2 separate regions of the Homo sapiens genome follow, and region 2 is linked to region 1. The links are chromatin contacts, found by Hi-C in ENCODE. All regions are on one chromosome and are shown on one strand. Each heading gives the region's core, a stretch centred on a gene start or an enhancer-like site at or near the end of the contact. The rest is flanking DNA. Distances are from core to core; before and after follow the strand shown. Region 1 has its middle 58 kb from the start of MIR8052. Region 2 holds the start of LINC02873 (long intergenic non-protein coding RNA 2873).

The links. A loop is a pair of places that touch in the nucleus more often than their neighbours do. Pooled maps may share reads with other maps.
Region 2: a loop to region 1 is called in a map of heart right ventricle, with 2.0 times the contacts of the local background. The contact joins the promoter of LINC02873 here to the enhancer-like site in region 1. A Hi-C loop is called at or near these places in 4 of 168 maps with a recorded cell type or tissue (aorta, ascending aorta, chondrocyte and 1 more) and 6 of 50 pooled maps.

Annotation. Positions count from the first base shown.
Region 1 is chr11:130,605,220-130,612,430 of GRCh38, reverse strand. No RefSeq gene overlaps it. Among named protein-coding and RNA genes, the nearest start is that of MIR8052, 58 kb to the left of the region's middle. Within about 2 kb of position 2,915, at least 18 of the 41 ENCODE cell types and tissues checked have a DNase peak (open chromatin) inside an H3K27ac peak, as active enhancers do; they include ascending aorta and heart right ventricle, where a contact is called at or near this core.
Region 2 is chr11:130,669,549-130,676,759 of GRCh38, reverse strand. LINC02873 (long intergenic non-protein coding RNA 2873) reads right to left here and starts at 3,804. Exons shown (of 3, transcript NR_164144.1): 1 at 3,572-3,804.

The DNA.
Region 1 (7,211 bases), core at 1,666-4,165:
GTGTGCTATAAATGTTTAACAACCAGCTCTTGGGGTGGAGGGATGAGGGGGGGAGCCTGGGTTTGTAGCATATGCCATTTCCTGTGGTGTAAATGTTCTCACCTGAGAGTTAGAAAAAGATCTGCTTTGTCAGGTCTCATGAGCTAGTATGAGTGGCTCCAGGTGCACACCACTGACACCCCAGGTCTCCTAGGATAGGACCTCCTGCAGTCCTGTCTCCAGAGAAGATATTTTAGTTGTCTTTGATGATTCTACTTCCTTCATTTCTTTCAGGCCATTTGAAAATGAATCATCCTTTGGAAGGTGAGTCGTCATGTCAAGGAATCTAAATTATTCTCGAAGCTAGGAGCATCCAGGGCCGCCACATAGAGCCACCCAGGCTATGCAGTGCACAACTTCAATAGGCCCATTCACATAGGCATGTGCAAAATGAGTGGCTTGGGAATGTCTTCATTGTAGTGACAAGGCCTTCCTGGGTTAAGGCAGAGCAGAAATGGTGAGGTTTCCCAATACCCCCATCCCCATGTGAACTCTTGGGCTCAGCAACATCTCTAGCTGCTGAAAACTGCGAGCACTTACTAAGCAAACTCCTCAGATATGGTACTGCCTGAGGGCTAGAGCAGGCGGTATTTATAGTCTCTTCTCCAAAGAAGCAGTTAGAGATGCACCCTGTGGGCTGCCTCCCTTCCCACCTATCAAAGCAGTTCATTTCTTAATTTATCCAACAAATACTTAGTGAGAATCTCCTAGGTTCAAGGCATTGGGCTGGACACTGAAACAAAACAAGATATTTAGAAGTGACACAGACACAGCAAGTCCAATATTTCCTATTTTGTTTACAAAGATTCGTGCACATCCAGAAAGAAGCATCACTATAGGTAATCGTATATGTGCTGACCACTACCATGGATTGAGCACTTACTGTGGACCAGAACTCTACCAAGCATTTCCTCTATGCTACTTTATTAATCATTATGGCAACCTTATGAGGAGATATTATCAGCTCCCATTTATAGATGAGGATTTAGAGACAGGGAAAATAAAAGAACTTTTCTGAGGTCACATAGCTGGAAAGTGCAGAGGTGGGTCTGACTGCAGAGCTCTTACTGTTAACCTCTGGGATACACCAGATCCTTAAATCTCTTAGCACTCAGCAGCGGAGGCTGATCCCTGGTTCGGTTAAGGGCCAAATCTTTCTTTGCATCCTCCAGGGGCTGCTCAGCTGACAAACTAGCCAGATGGGACCCAGAGAAAGAGACAGTCCAAGCTTCCCAAGGAGCATGTGGTCCCAAAGGTGGGGCAGAGCTATCTCCCAGGCCACTGCAGGGCACCTCACCCCCTGGAGACCACCCCAGATGCTTCCTTGGAAATTCTGACTTCAGGGTCTTAAATAGTATTGGGGCACTATTTCTGGAAGCACATGTGACAACCAGAAGAGGTTCTGGTTTTCATTCTTAATATAAGGGCCTTGTTTTTAAAATGGAAAACCCAGAGAGCTCAGTGGGTCATGGAGTAGAAACAAGGTTCAAAGGTTGGAGGAGAAGGGCAAAAAAGGAAGCAGAAATTTCAATCCTAGAAAGCTGTTCAGGGGTGCCAAGCCAGACCCTCCAAGATGAAGGAAAAAGATGGAATTTGGGGACAGCATACCCTCTGGAAGATCTCAAGGGATTCTACCTAGCCTAGTTCCAGAGCCAGTTAACAGCCCTTCACCCCGGCCAGCCCTGGATCTTTCTGTCAGTCCCAGTTTGGCCTTTTGGAGCCCTGCAGAAATCAGGCCCACCTGTCTCTCTTGCTGCATACGTGCAATCTTGGAGATGGCAGCCAGTCTCATTCCCTTAGGGAACAGAAGGGGTTTCAAAAAACAGAAAGGATCTCTTTACTTCTCTCTGAGGTCAGGAAACATGCCCCTGTCTGTGATGGGTTTAGGAAAATAATAGCAGTAACTCCCCCGTGCTTTAGTCTCCGAAGCCAATCTAAAGAAATCCAGGCAAAGGATCCAGGGCCTGAAGTAAACCCACACTCAAAAAATTTTCATTAAGAAGAGTTTGCATGTCATAGCAATTGGAAAACCCAGGACATAAAAGCATTTCTTCAATGTCTGTCCGACTACAAAAAGGTAACAAAGTCCCCCTTGAATTTTGGGGGGTTCAGGCTCAGATTCTACTCCTTCATTCCTCTACTGACCTCTGAATTGCAGGCGTCCTGGAAATCCTGTCCCACTTCAAACACCAAGTGGGCCTAAGAGAGTTGATTTTCTGAGCCCAGAGAGATGAAAAATAAATGTCAGTGACTAAGAAAATGCGGGCAGGGTCAAGACAAAATTCAAGGGGGACTTGTACAGTGGAGAAAATTCTTCATGCTGGCAATGCTTTGGCATGCTTTGAAAATTCTTCATGCTGGCAATGCTTCTGATTCAACAGCACACGCACCACAGCATCTGACCATTTCTGTGGTCCACAGGCCATGGCTCCCTGGACAGAGTCCTCGGGGCCCTGAGCCAGCCCGAACTTGGAAGAGAGTTCTTCCTGGCAGTGGGCTGCCGTCTCTGAGCTCTGCAGTCAAAAGCCACATGGGGTCATGGCAAATCCAAGCCTCTTGACCCCTACCTAGAAGCCTCAGCTCCCATCTGGGACTCAAGGAAGACGGGCACTGGGCTTCCGCCACCCTCTCTCTAGCCAGCTCAGATCTCTGTTGCTGGCGGGTACCCAAAGAAGGTCTCTGGTTTGCAGATAAAGGACTTTGTTTGGGTCTCAGGAGTCTCTTAAAGGGTGTTCCCTCAGGTCAAATAACATAACACGTTTTTTTCAGGGAAAGGGGTGTCACCCTGAGCCCAGGGCAGCACACAGCACCCCCATTCCTATCGCCTCCCACTCCTGGGCTAGCACAGGCTGCCTTGGACAGGGTGTGCCTGCCAGGCTCCTGCCCAGTCTCTGCTGGGACACCCGCCTGGCTGGGCTACCCTCCCTCTGACCCTGTGTGTCTTATTTTCTCCAAAGAGCCTTGGACAAGGAAGAGAGATGGTTAGAAATCACTTTTTTCCCAAGCTTGGAAGCTGATGAGGGTAGAGACGATAGAAGGAGGAGGAGAAGTATTTGCATCTCTTCCCTTTACCTCAATTAATCTCTAAATCCAGTTGCGAAAGATGTTCTGAGATGACGTCCCGGTTGTTCTCAGCCTCCTTCACTAGCCCTGAGTCTGAGCCCCGCCCATGAGCCCTACATCAGGAGCCAGCACAAGTCTAGAGCCACCCACTTTCTCAGTGGGAGGAGTCTGGGGACAGAGGAGTCTCTATCCCTCACAAGAGGCTTATTTGATGCTCTTAGATGATTTTTCTCATGGGAAGAACATCTTTCTCCTTTAAGCACCCAGGGGCCCCGGCCCCAGCTCTGCCCTCCCTATACTTCCGTATGCTATTCCCATTTATTTTTAATTTCATCTCAATCTTCTTTTTTTTCCCATCAACTATGATTTGAAATTTATTTTGAGATCAACCCCTGGGGCCAGAGCTAGGAATCAAGTGGTGCTGCTGGACAGTGACCTAGGGACTTAGGTCCCATCAAAGGTGGTGGCTTATTTCTTAAGCTGGTTCCCCTCTAGGATTAGCACAGAGGTGTCTAGTGCAGGCTTCCCAAGACTTTCAAACTAGAAATTTGCAGGTGAGACTGACAAGACAATATGGGTGATCCAGAACTATCACTGAGCCCCAGGAGCATTGGTAGAAAGCCTGCTCCAACAACCACAAACCGGGTTTAAGGCATACCCATACATAGGGCCTTTTCATTTATTCATTGGCCCCCATCAGAGCCCTCTGTTCCAAATGAAGAGCTACCGAGAGCAGGAGCTCCATCTTTATCATGCACTATGCAAATGTGCAAATGTTAATGCTTGCTTGCGGGATGTCTCACCCACACAGGGAATTGCTGCACACCTGCTCACAGGGCCTGTGCTAGGCGTGTGAAGGAGGCACAGCGTGAGAGAGCGAGAATCTCTCCTTCAGGAAGCTCAATCTAGCGGGAGACGCAGGGCCATTCCTGAGCCACTGACAGGAGACAGAGGGGTCTTGGTGCTGTAAGTGAGGGATGAGGAAAGGACAGGGAAGCCAGAGAGGTCTCAGAGGAGTTTCAGGAAGGAATTAGGGAGGAAGTAGAGTGTGATCCATGGGTGTGGTTGGACACGAGGAAAGGGCCATCATGGCAGAGGGGGCAGTGTGAGCAAAGGCCCCTGTGGTGCCAGGTGTGGGGGATGCTGGATCTGAGCGAGGACTGGGGAAGGACAAGAGAATGAGTGTGAAGGGGAAGGCAAGCAGAGCAGCTGAATGCCAAACTGGGACAATAAACTGTTTCCAAATGATAGTGATGTGGGTCCTTGTGACCCTCCCTTAAGGAAGCTGCTCACTGCCTTCCTCTGCATCCCACTCTTGATAGCATCCCAAGCCATCCAAGTCCCCGGGTGAAAGGGGCCCAGCTTTGCAGCCCCAGGGCAGCCAGGTCCACTCAGAGCAGCCCAGAGTGCATACCTGTCTTCTCACCCAAGACACCCGGACGGTGGCAGGCTGGCAGAAATGATACTCCAGGACCCTCCTCCCGGGGAACTAATAGCCCAATAATCCCACAAGAGTCACTACTGTAGAACAGCAAAAAGCCAGCAAAACTGAAAAACAAACAGGGATGCTCTGGCGAGAGCCAAGCTGCTCTTTGGGCCCTCAGATTTGGGGTGTACCTGGACATCGTCTCCTGACTTACTCATTTTGGCACATCACAGAGCACACAGCATTGAGGCCCTCTACCCCACAATGATCCCCACCCACCACCTCCATGTGACAGTTCGGTTTCCTGTTCAAACTATTGAGGCAGCTCCAGCCCAGACCAGAAGGAAGCCGACAACATGGGAGTCTGGTTAGCAGCGCCTTCCACCCAGGCCCACCCCACCTGCCCTGAGCACCGCTATCTCTCTGAGTGATTATGAAGTCAAACGGCTCCCTTCCCTATTGCTGCAAACAAGCCCATGTGGGCTGTGAGACACCCCAGATCCAGGAAGCCCCAGGGCTCAGCTGACAGCTCAATTACCGTGGAGCGTCTACCCCCACCCTCCCTCCACCTCCTCCTCAGCCTTTTATTGCTTTTGGCAGCCTAGCAATGGGGGAGCCTCAAGTCAAGCTTGTTGAAAGTGCAAAAGGAGAGAAAATTGTTCTCATCTGAATAAATAGAGTCAGCTGTTGCCAGAGGGTGACATCTCCCCAGGGTGAGTTCCCCTAGACCAGGCAACCCCGTGTTGGGCTTAGATGGGCACTTGAACACAGGCCAGCGATATCTGGGTGACGCTGGAGAGGGCTGCCAAGTGGATGCTTCGTGGCTTTGGAATGCCCCAGTGGGAGGTAAGGGGGCAGGGGTTAGAAGGATTGGATCAGGAAGGAACACCATAGGTCAGCACACACTGGTCCTTCCACATCAGCAAGGGACGGGGAGGGGACAGTGGGCCCCAGCCACCACAGAACCCACTTCACAAGTTATGTCTCTGACCCCTTAGGCATGGGGCCCATGGGTGGAGTCTCTGACTCTTGCATCTGGATCTGAGAAGAGGCCCATGCAGTGAGCTGGTGCCCAGGCTGCTTCCTGACATCCGGAGAACATGGCCAAGCTGCTTTGGGAAGGTCACTCCACCCTATGAAACAGTAAGCCTGTCCCAGAAACTCAGAAAGCTTTTCCATCCTGAGAGTTACACCAAAAGGGCTCAGGAAAGGGAAGCAAAGAGCAGAGGTGAAGGGAGGTGTGGGGAGTGATGGGGAATATGTGGGAAGAAGGAGGAAGAACAGGGATGCTTGTGGTATTCCAGAAAGAGCACTAAAACCAAGTCCAGAGACCAGATTCTAGTTCCTGTTCCTTTCTAAATGAGCTAGATGGCTTCAGCTAGGCCCTAACTCTCAGGCCTAAGAGAGCAGCTGAGCTAGATGTTATCTGAGATCTTGTCAAACTTTCAACTAATATGTGGAAATCAAAAACCAGAACGATTTGAAGTAACTCCAGTCCTGTTCAGTGCCCTTTCCCCTGGACCCAACTCTAATATGGCCATGAAAGAAAATGACACACCAACCACCACTTCCTGGCATCGCTCCCAACGCAGCCTCCCTGGTCCTCTCTGCTCCAGAGATGGAGAGCAAATCCTTGTCATCTTAAGACCTAGAGATGCTGCTGCACAGGCGTACTGAGATAAACCAAATCATATGGAAAATGCTTTTCTTTCTGCTCTAGTGGAAAAGCATCCAAAGAAATGAAGTGTTGGACAGCAGTGTTTCTCCCTCCAAAAGGCAGGCAAAACCCAACAGGACAGGCCATTGACAAATGACAAAAGAAACATCCCTTGTACTGAAACATCTTCACGTAAGAAGGGGCTACCTGACATGTTATAATAGTTTTCCCATCCAAGCCAGCTTTATGCCTTGCGTTTATGTGGTGTTTGACAGTTTACAAGGTACAGCATATAGATGACTTCACTTCATCCTCACAACCTCCAAGTAAGGGAGGTGGCATTAGCCTCCCTGTGCAGATGAGAAACGGAGGCCGAGAGATGCTGGGATGTTCTGCGTTTCCCCCATTGCACGCTGTCATCTCCCAGAAGGATCATCTTTTGGGGGTGGGGTAAAGGACAGATAAAAAGAGGGTAGGGTAGTGATGAGTGCAAAAGACCAGGGAAAAGGAGTCCCAGGTTCCGTTTCAGGGTACATCTCATATCCCTGTTTCTCGATACCCCTCCGTCTTCCTCAACCATCTCAACATATGTCAAAAATGTCAGTGCTTCCTTGCCAGGATCTGCAGCTACAGGGTAACAAAAATAATTTCATAAAACTGCGAGGAGACACCTTAGGGATTGCCTAATCTACCCTGTCATTTTACAATGAGGACATTGAAGCCCAGGTTGGTGAAATGAGTTGCCTGGGGTTACCCAGCTGGCAAGCAGCAGGGCCTGGATTAGAACTTGCTGTCCTGACCCCAGACCACATGGGGACAAGCGAGGATGCCTGGGCCAATGGGAGGAACTGAGAAGGACCTGAGAAGCTCCAAACACAGCCTACCCCTCTGCATTGCCCCCACCTCACCCCCGGAGTCACACCCCCAGGCCCATATACTCCACACCAAAGTTGGGGACTGAGCCAAGAAGCCTTCCTCTCACTCATATGGAAGGACTCTGATACTCATGTCTGAGGCACTGACTCC
Region 2 (7,211 bases), core at 2,555-5,054, 63 kb before region 1:
CCAGGCAGGGCTGGGGCTGGGCAGGAGAGAGAAAACCAACCCCACATGAGGGGTCAGGAGCCAAATGGCAGGCCAGAGCCAGTATCTAATGGCTGTGGCTCAGAAGCCAGGGGAGCACAAAGGAGCTAAGCAGGCCACTGGGATGATCCGAGCTGCAGGACAAAGTGGGCTGACAGGGGGTCTCCAATCCCAGCAAGACCACCTTTCAGGCTCTCCAAAGGAGTCCCAGCAGAGAAATAAAGGTAGCATACAGATCAGTCAATAGGTTGTCGGATGAATTCAGAAGCAAGAACTAAGGGTTTGACAGTAGGTTAGGGCAGGACTCTGAGCACCAAAGATTGTCAGGGCTTCCTGGGGGTCCTATATACTGGGGTACTGGTAAGGAAACTGAGACGGAACCCTTATACCCCAGGAGTTGGCCTTCTTTGTGGAGACTGACATTTGGAACATAAAGTAATAATTGTAATTGCTGTTACCATTTATTAGATATCTACTCTGCCAGGAACTGGGCTTACATTCACATTTTTTGTCTCTTTGAATCCTTACAATAACCTCAGAAGCACTGATATTATCCTTCACACACTGGGATGTAAGTTCTATGCCTTGGGCCAAGGGGCTTGGTTTGTTTCATTCCCAGCTATGTACTCAGAACCAAAAATAGCATGTGCCAGTCCAGAAAAGGAACTTAATATTTGCCGCATATTTATCTCTGTTTTCCAGTGAGGGCACTAAAGCTTAGAAAGGTAAAGTGCCTTTCACAGAGTTCCACAGATTGTGAACAAAAAGTCAGAATCCAAACCTAGGTATGTCTGAGCCCTAAGTTTGTGCTTTTTTCCATTTTTCTACTCCGACTATCATAAAAAGAATGTTGGCCTCACGTCAGGATAACCCAGCATCTAGTTTCAGTTCTACCTCTAACTGTGTGACCTCAGGCAACTGGCCTTATTTCTCTGGGCTTCAATTTTCTTCTCTGGAAATGAAAGGGCTCAGAGCAGCTCGTGTCCAATATTCCTTCCAGCTCTCTGGTTCTGCGCCTTCCACGGCTCAAGGGAGCCCCATGGGATTGGTCTGAGTCACACTGGAGGGCTCTCAGGAAGCGGTGACTTGGAAGGGTCGGCTGATGGGCGGCCTGACCAGAAACGTGGAAAATGTGGGGCAAGCAGCTGCTAGAGTGAAAGAACAGCCGGTGGGAGTCTGGCTCTGTCTCCCATCAGGAAGATATTGAATTTCCTCACCCTCGTGGGGAAGTGGCTGCTGCTGCTCTAGCCCAGGGAAACCGACATTTTGCAGCTCTGGGAGTTAAGCAGCTCATGTTTTCAGAGCCTTGTGACCAATCCAGTAGAGTGAGGGGGCCAGTGATCTCTGGTGATTAGACCTAGTTGACATTTGGGGACTATAAGATCCTGAATGCAGAGTACTCATTCTAGCCATAGTCACAAAATCCCCTTAATTAAAATTTCATTTTCAACTTAGGTTTTAAACTCTCTTGCTCAGTAAGGTTCATCTATTTAAAACACAGCAGCCCAGAAGAATGAACTTAAAACAGCCATGGAGTTGCTTTGAATTATGTGCTGTGTGAAAGATGCCTAGTATCAGATTTAACAAAGTTTTACTGCCTTGGCTTTAATGCTATTATTAAGAATAATTTGTGTATGTTTGTACAGGCTTACTCCCCAAAGTTCATATTGTTTTCTTCCCAGGAACTCAAAAGCAGCTCACACGCAGTCTTTGACATCCCTTTCTCCCCTCTGTAGCTCCCTTTGTTCAGTGAGGTGAAGAAAAAGGCCTTGTTACATTACAGTGGAGATGTTTAAGCTTCTGGGAGACAGGGCATCTTCCAGAATCTGGTGAAAGCTGTGAGTCATCTCCACTTCCACCATCCTTCCATCCCCAAATCACACGAGCACATACACACAAAAAGTTCCATGCCACTTCAACTGTTCTGGAGCTCCCTAAGCAAATCCACAGAGGTCTCTAATGCTAGGTTAAACTCCGGGTTATTTTAATACATCGTGCTGGAACAACTGCAAAAACAAAAATACAATGGGAGGTTGAGGCTGCGGTGAGCTGTGATTGCACCACTGCACTCCAGCCTGGGCAATAAAGCCATACTCTGTCTCAAAAATAATAACAATAATACATTAAGAAAAAGAATTGAACCTTGATGCTTACCACACACCATATCTAAACATTAACTTAAAATGGATCATAGGCCTACAACTAAGTGCTAAAACTACAAAAACCCTAGAAGAAAATCTTTGTGACTATGGGTCAGACAGAGTCTTCTTAGATATGACACAGAAAACATGACTTAGAAAAGAGAAAAGCGATAAATTGGACTTCATCAAAATGAAAGGCTTTTAGTCTTTGGAAAACATTGTTAAGAAAATAAGACAAGCTACACATTGGGAGAAAACATGTGTAACACATCCATCTCTGTCCATGTTTGCTCACATTTCAATGTTAACTCTTAGCTTTATAATAAAATGGAAAGGATACCTTTTAACGGGGCATCACACTAACTGAAATAAAATTGGGTTCTGTGACCAAGGCAGAGAAGAGGAACGCACACTGGGTAAGCAACCAAGAGTGTGCTACATGTACAATATAAAATTATAAAAGAAAATAGAATCTCAGCAGGTGGTAGGTAACCAAGCAGGTCCCACAAGTCTGATCCTGTCTGCTGCAAGGTAGTAAGGGCAGAACATCATCTCTGCCCTGGATTCCCATCTGTGCCTAACACAAAGGAGGCCAGGGGAGAGAGCTCATGTGCTGATCTGGAATGCACAGACTACAGAGAAAAGGGCAGAAGAGGAGAGACCACCACGGGTGGAGCTGTCCACAAGGTGTGTGGAGGACATGGTCCTGAACTTGGCCTTCAATGCAAGGGATGTCAGGAAGCCAGAGGAAGGAGAGCAGGCCTTGGACTAGAGCATGGAAACAGGTGTTGGGTGCTACCTTCAAGGACCAAGAAGGCAACATGCCCTACCACAGCAGGAGGGGCATGCTGAGAACAGGAGCTGAAATTTCTCTGAGCCAGGTCAAAGCAGAGGCCGAAAGTGCCAGCCAGGGAATTTGGAGCTTGATGACAAAGTGGACTGGCTCTCCTAGAACCATGGGGTGACTTGATGAAAGTTGATTCATTCAGATCTGCTGCTTCTCCTCCAAACAGGACCCTGGTGATGGACTTTCTCCACACCCACCTTCAGGGAAGATGCACTCATTCATTTCAGCAGAGGAACGTCCCTCTTGCTGCACCAGTCACAGGCATTGGTCATGGAGCACCAGGGCTCTCTACTGCGGAACCTCATGCAGCCTCGCAGGCTTTCTCAGCACAGCACCCAAAAAACATTACCAAGTAGTCAGAACAGGCATTTGGGACACACCCAGCATGGTGGGGGCTGACAAACCCTACCCTTGTTCCCCCAACCCCACCCCCGCCTCCAGGGCCTCCCACTGAACATCTACCCCACCTCCATCGCCACCATCATTTCTCTTCTGCTGTGTGTGTTCTTCAGGCAGCAGCTGTTTTTCCTGTCACTGCATAATATTCATTTAAGCCTGATTTCACCTGGGAAAAATGCTGGAAATAAGCCAGACTCCAGAGTGATGTGGTCATGACCAGATCCCTCCAAGATGACCTGGAAAGCTGAGTCCACCTGAGCTCACAGGACGGCTGGAGCTGGGCCAGAATGGAGAGGCCGCTGGTGGGCCATGCCCCAGTGACCCCAGCCCGAGGGGTGGCAGCCAAGCTGGCGAGGAAGAGACAGAGGAGGACCATGTCAGAAACTCACAAGGACAAGTGAGGGGTCCTGGTGAAAGCATAATGAGTTTAATAACCAGGGACAGCCCTGATCATCCACCATCCAATGGTGTCCCCACCTGATGACTGGCAACCCATTCTATGGGTGGGTTTAAGGGTGGGAGGCTCTTTCATCCTGGAGCCTCTTCAGGTCTCCCAGAGCTGCAGTCGCCTCAGCAAGCAAAGCAGAAGAAAAGAGGCCACTGTGTTTATGGCTGGGGTAGCCGCTCTCATGTGAAAATCAGGGGGTGAAACAAGGTGCTTTTGAAACCTGTTCAAGGCCTCCTTCCCTCCCAGCAAATCATCAGAGGAGAGATTTTGCCTCACGCTTTTCTCTCATGCATGTGTCTGTCCCAGAGTCGCCATGGCAACACTGTGTATGTTTGCACGGCTGGAAGGATCCAGAGATGGAAAACGAGGCCAGGGTGGACCAGAGCAGGGAGTCCAGCAGGAATTCCTCTCTGATCCTCTGCAGGCGATCAGTTAACAGAAAGCTCCCTTGCCCTTCTGAGGTTAGTCATAGAGCCTGCTTCTGCCAACAGCTCACAGGAAAAAATCACAATCCTCAGCAGTGAGTCCTGGGAATGTGCATCAAAGCCTGTTTTCCCCCCAGCAGTTTTATCAGGTAGGGATTTGCCATGACAATTCCCCAGGCCCTGAAGCCCAAGGTGCCAGCACACACATGGCAAGGCAGCCAGTGCCCGGTCACAGGGTGGGTCCGGGAACCACCCCTCACTCGGTGGGAGACAGCAGGTATGTCAGGAAGTGCTCTGCCACGTCTCACCTGTTTCCCTCACGCCTGACACTTCTCTATGCCGCGTGGACTTGGAGAACCAAGCTCTGAAAATCTGTATGAGACCCTTTTTCTAGATGAGACATGCACCTCATGCTGATTCTCCCTCAGAAGACAGCCCCAGTGGGTGTTCTCTGTAATTCCTCAACAGACACAGCCAGCCTTTTAACCACTTCTTTGTCTCTGAATCACCTCCCAACCTTTTCTCAAATTGTGGGAGCCATAAACTGGATGACAGGGAGGATTCAGCCCAGCATGGAGCTCAAGGTGGGGCCAAGAACCGTATAAATGAAACTGATTTTTTGGCAAATCACGTGAACATATGCATATTGACCAGTATTTAAGCCAGTGTCTGACACATATTAGGTGCCCAAAAATATTTATTAAACAAATAAGTAAAGTTCCCATAGATAGCAGAGACATGGAAAGTGGTTCCCACCTAGAAGTTTGGTGAGTTTACTTTCATGGGGTACAGAAAGACTGTTAAATAGGAAGGGATGCTAGTCTAATTGCACTTCAAACCCATCCCTCCTCACTCCACAGCTCTGCCCCTTATATAAACCAATTCTCACAAAAACGTCAGGAGCAGGGAGTTCAATATTTACTTGGCCATGATGCACTTGGTAGATCTCAGTTGGCTGGTAGAGTGTATTTTTCCCACTCTGAGGGCCAAAGATTTTGGCAGATGGCAAATGGAGGTGAAGGGGAGACAGAGTAAGTTATATAAAATACCACTAACTCTCTTCTCCTGTAGGCAGTAAAAACAGCTTCCTAGATTATTAGCACTGAGCCAAAATAAAAATCCACTGAAATATATTTTACAGGATGGAGATACTGTTCTAAAAAGGACGTGAGCACTTTCCTGAATTTATATGCTGCTTTGTTGCTGATCAGTTCTGCAGCAATCCCAGAACTAAGGTCCTTCAGTCATTCAATGAACATCTGTCATCTACAGCGGTCATTCTCAACCAGGGCTATCTTGTTCCTTAAGGGGACATTGATAATATCTGAAGACATTTTTGAGTGTTGCAACTGGGGGAAGGGTGCTAGTGGCATCTTGGGGAGACCAGCTTCTAAACAACTTACAAGGCGCAGAACAGACCCAACCAAAAAGCATCATCTGCCCCAAAATGTTGGGAAAACCTAGAGAGTGACAGAAACACACAGTAGCACAAAGCGAGGCATCTGAGTCCCGGAGCCTCAGAGAAGGCTTATCAGATGGAGTGATGAGTGCACTGAGACATGAAGAAGAATGAGCAGGAAACATAATTAGGAAAGAGGTTCTCGAGCAGAAGGACCTACATAAGCCAAACATGGAGATGAACATTTAAAGAACTGCAAATAGAGCAGACATTCTCTCAACTACCCTTCCCTTATATTAACTCATTTTCAAAAAAGGCCGGTACAGTGGCTCACACATGTAATCCCAGCACTTGGGAGGCCGACACGGGTGGATCACTTGAGGTCGGCAGTTTGAGACCAGCCTGGTCAACATGGTGAAACCCCATCTCTACTAAAAATACAAAAAATTAGCCAGGTGTGGTGGTGGGCACCTGTAATCCCAGCTACTCCGGAGGCTGAGGCAGGAGAATCTCTTGTACCTGAGAGGTGGGGGTTGCAGTGAGCCAAGATTGCTCCACTGCACTCCAGCCTGGGCAACAGAGCAAGACTCTGTCTTAAAAAAAAAAAAAATACTGACGAGTGCACACACAGCACAGGAGCGTGCGAGGCCGGTGAGCCTGTGTACTTCCACTCCAGCGGATGAGTTATATGCTTAGCAAGGGTCAGCTGTATTTGTTCCCAAAACTGTTTATGCCAGACTTAATGTTATTTTAATTATAGGACTTAAGCAGGTATTATATAAACTCATGAAACATGATTACAAAAGAAAGTTGCTATTTTTATCCTAGGTAGAATGCTTTGAAGAGACTTCATGAGTCTAAGTCCTAAAAAGAAAATGCTATCAAACTAGATATGGAAAAAACAACTCTAATAGTTTTGGGGGGAAACGTTTTTAAAATGTAGAAGAATTATGTACTTACATTGCTTCATAAGTGTTCTTAAGTCTTGATTCATTTGTAATTAGAAACCATAAATAATCAATTATTGGTGTGGTTTATGCAAAAAAGATGATTCCAAACACCAATCAAGTTACATTCTAAGAAGAAGTCTTGGCCCTGTTTCAAGACATTGCTGAGTAAATATGGATTTCTGTGTTTTGAGTTGAAATAAAATACATATCACATGTATATGTCATTTTTGTATGATTCCCTGTTTTACCCAAGTTTGTTTTTGATCCATTTTTATTTTACTGTGGCAAAATATACATAACATGACTTTTACCATTTTAACAATTCTTTATTTTATTGTATTGTATTTTTTGAGACGGAGTCTGGCTCTGTCACCCAGGCTGGAGTGCAGTGGTGCGATCTCGGCTCACTGCAACCTCAGCCTCCCGGGCTCAAGTGATTCTCCTGCCTCAGCCTCCGGAGTAGCCGGGATTACAGACACGCACCACCACACCTGGCTAACTTTTGTATTTTTAGTAGAGACGGGGTTTCCCCACGTTGATCAGGCTGGTCTCGAGCTCCTGACCTCAGGGGATCCACCCACCTT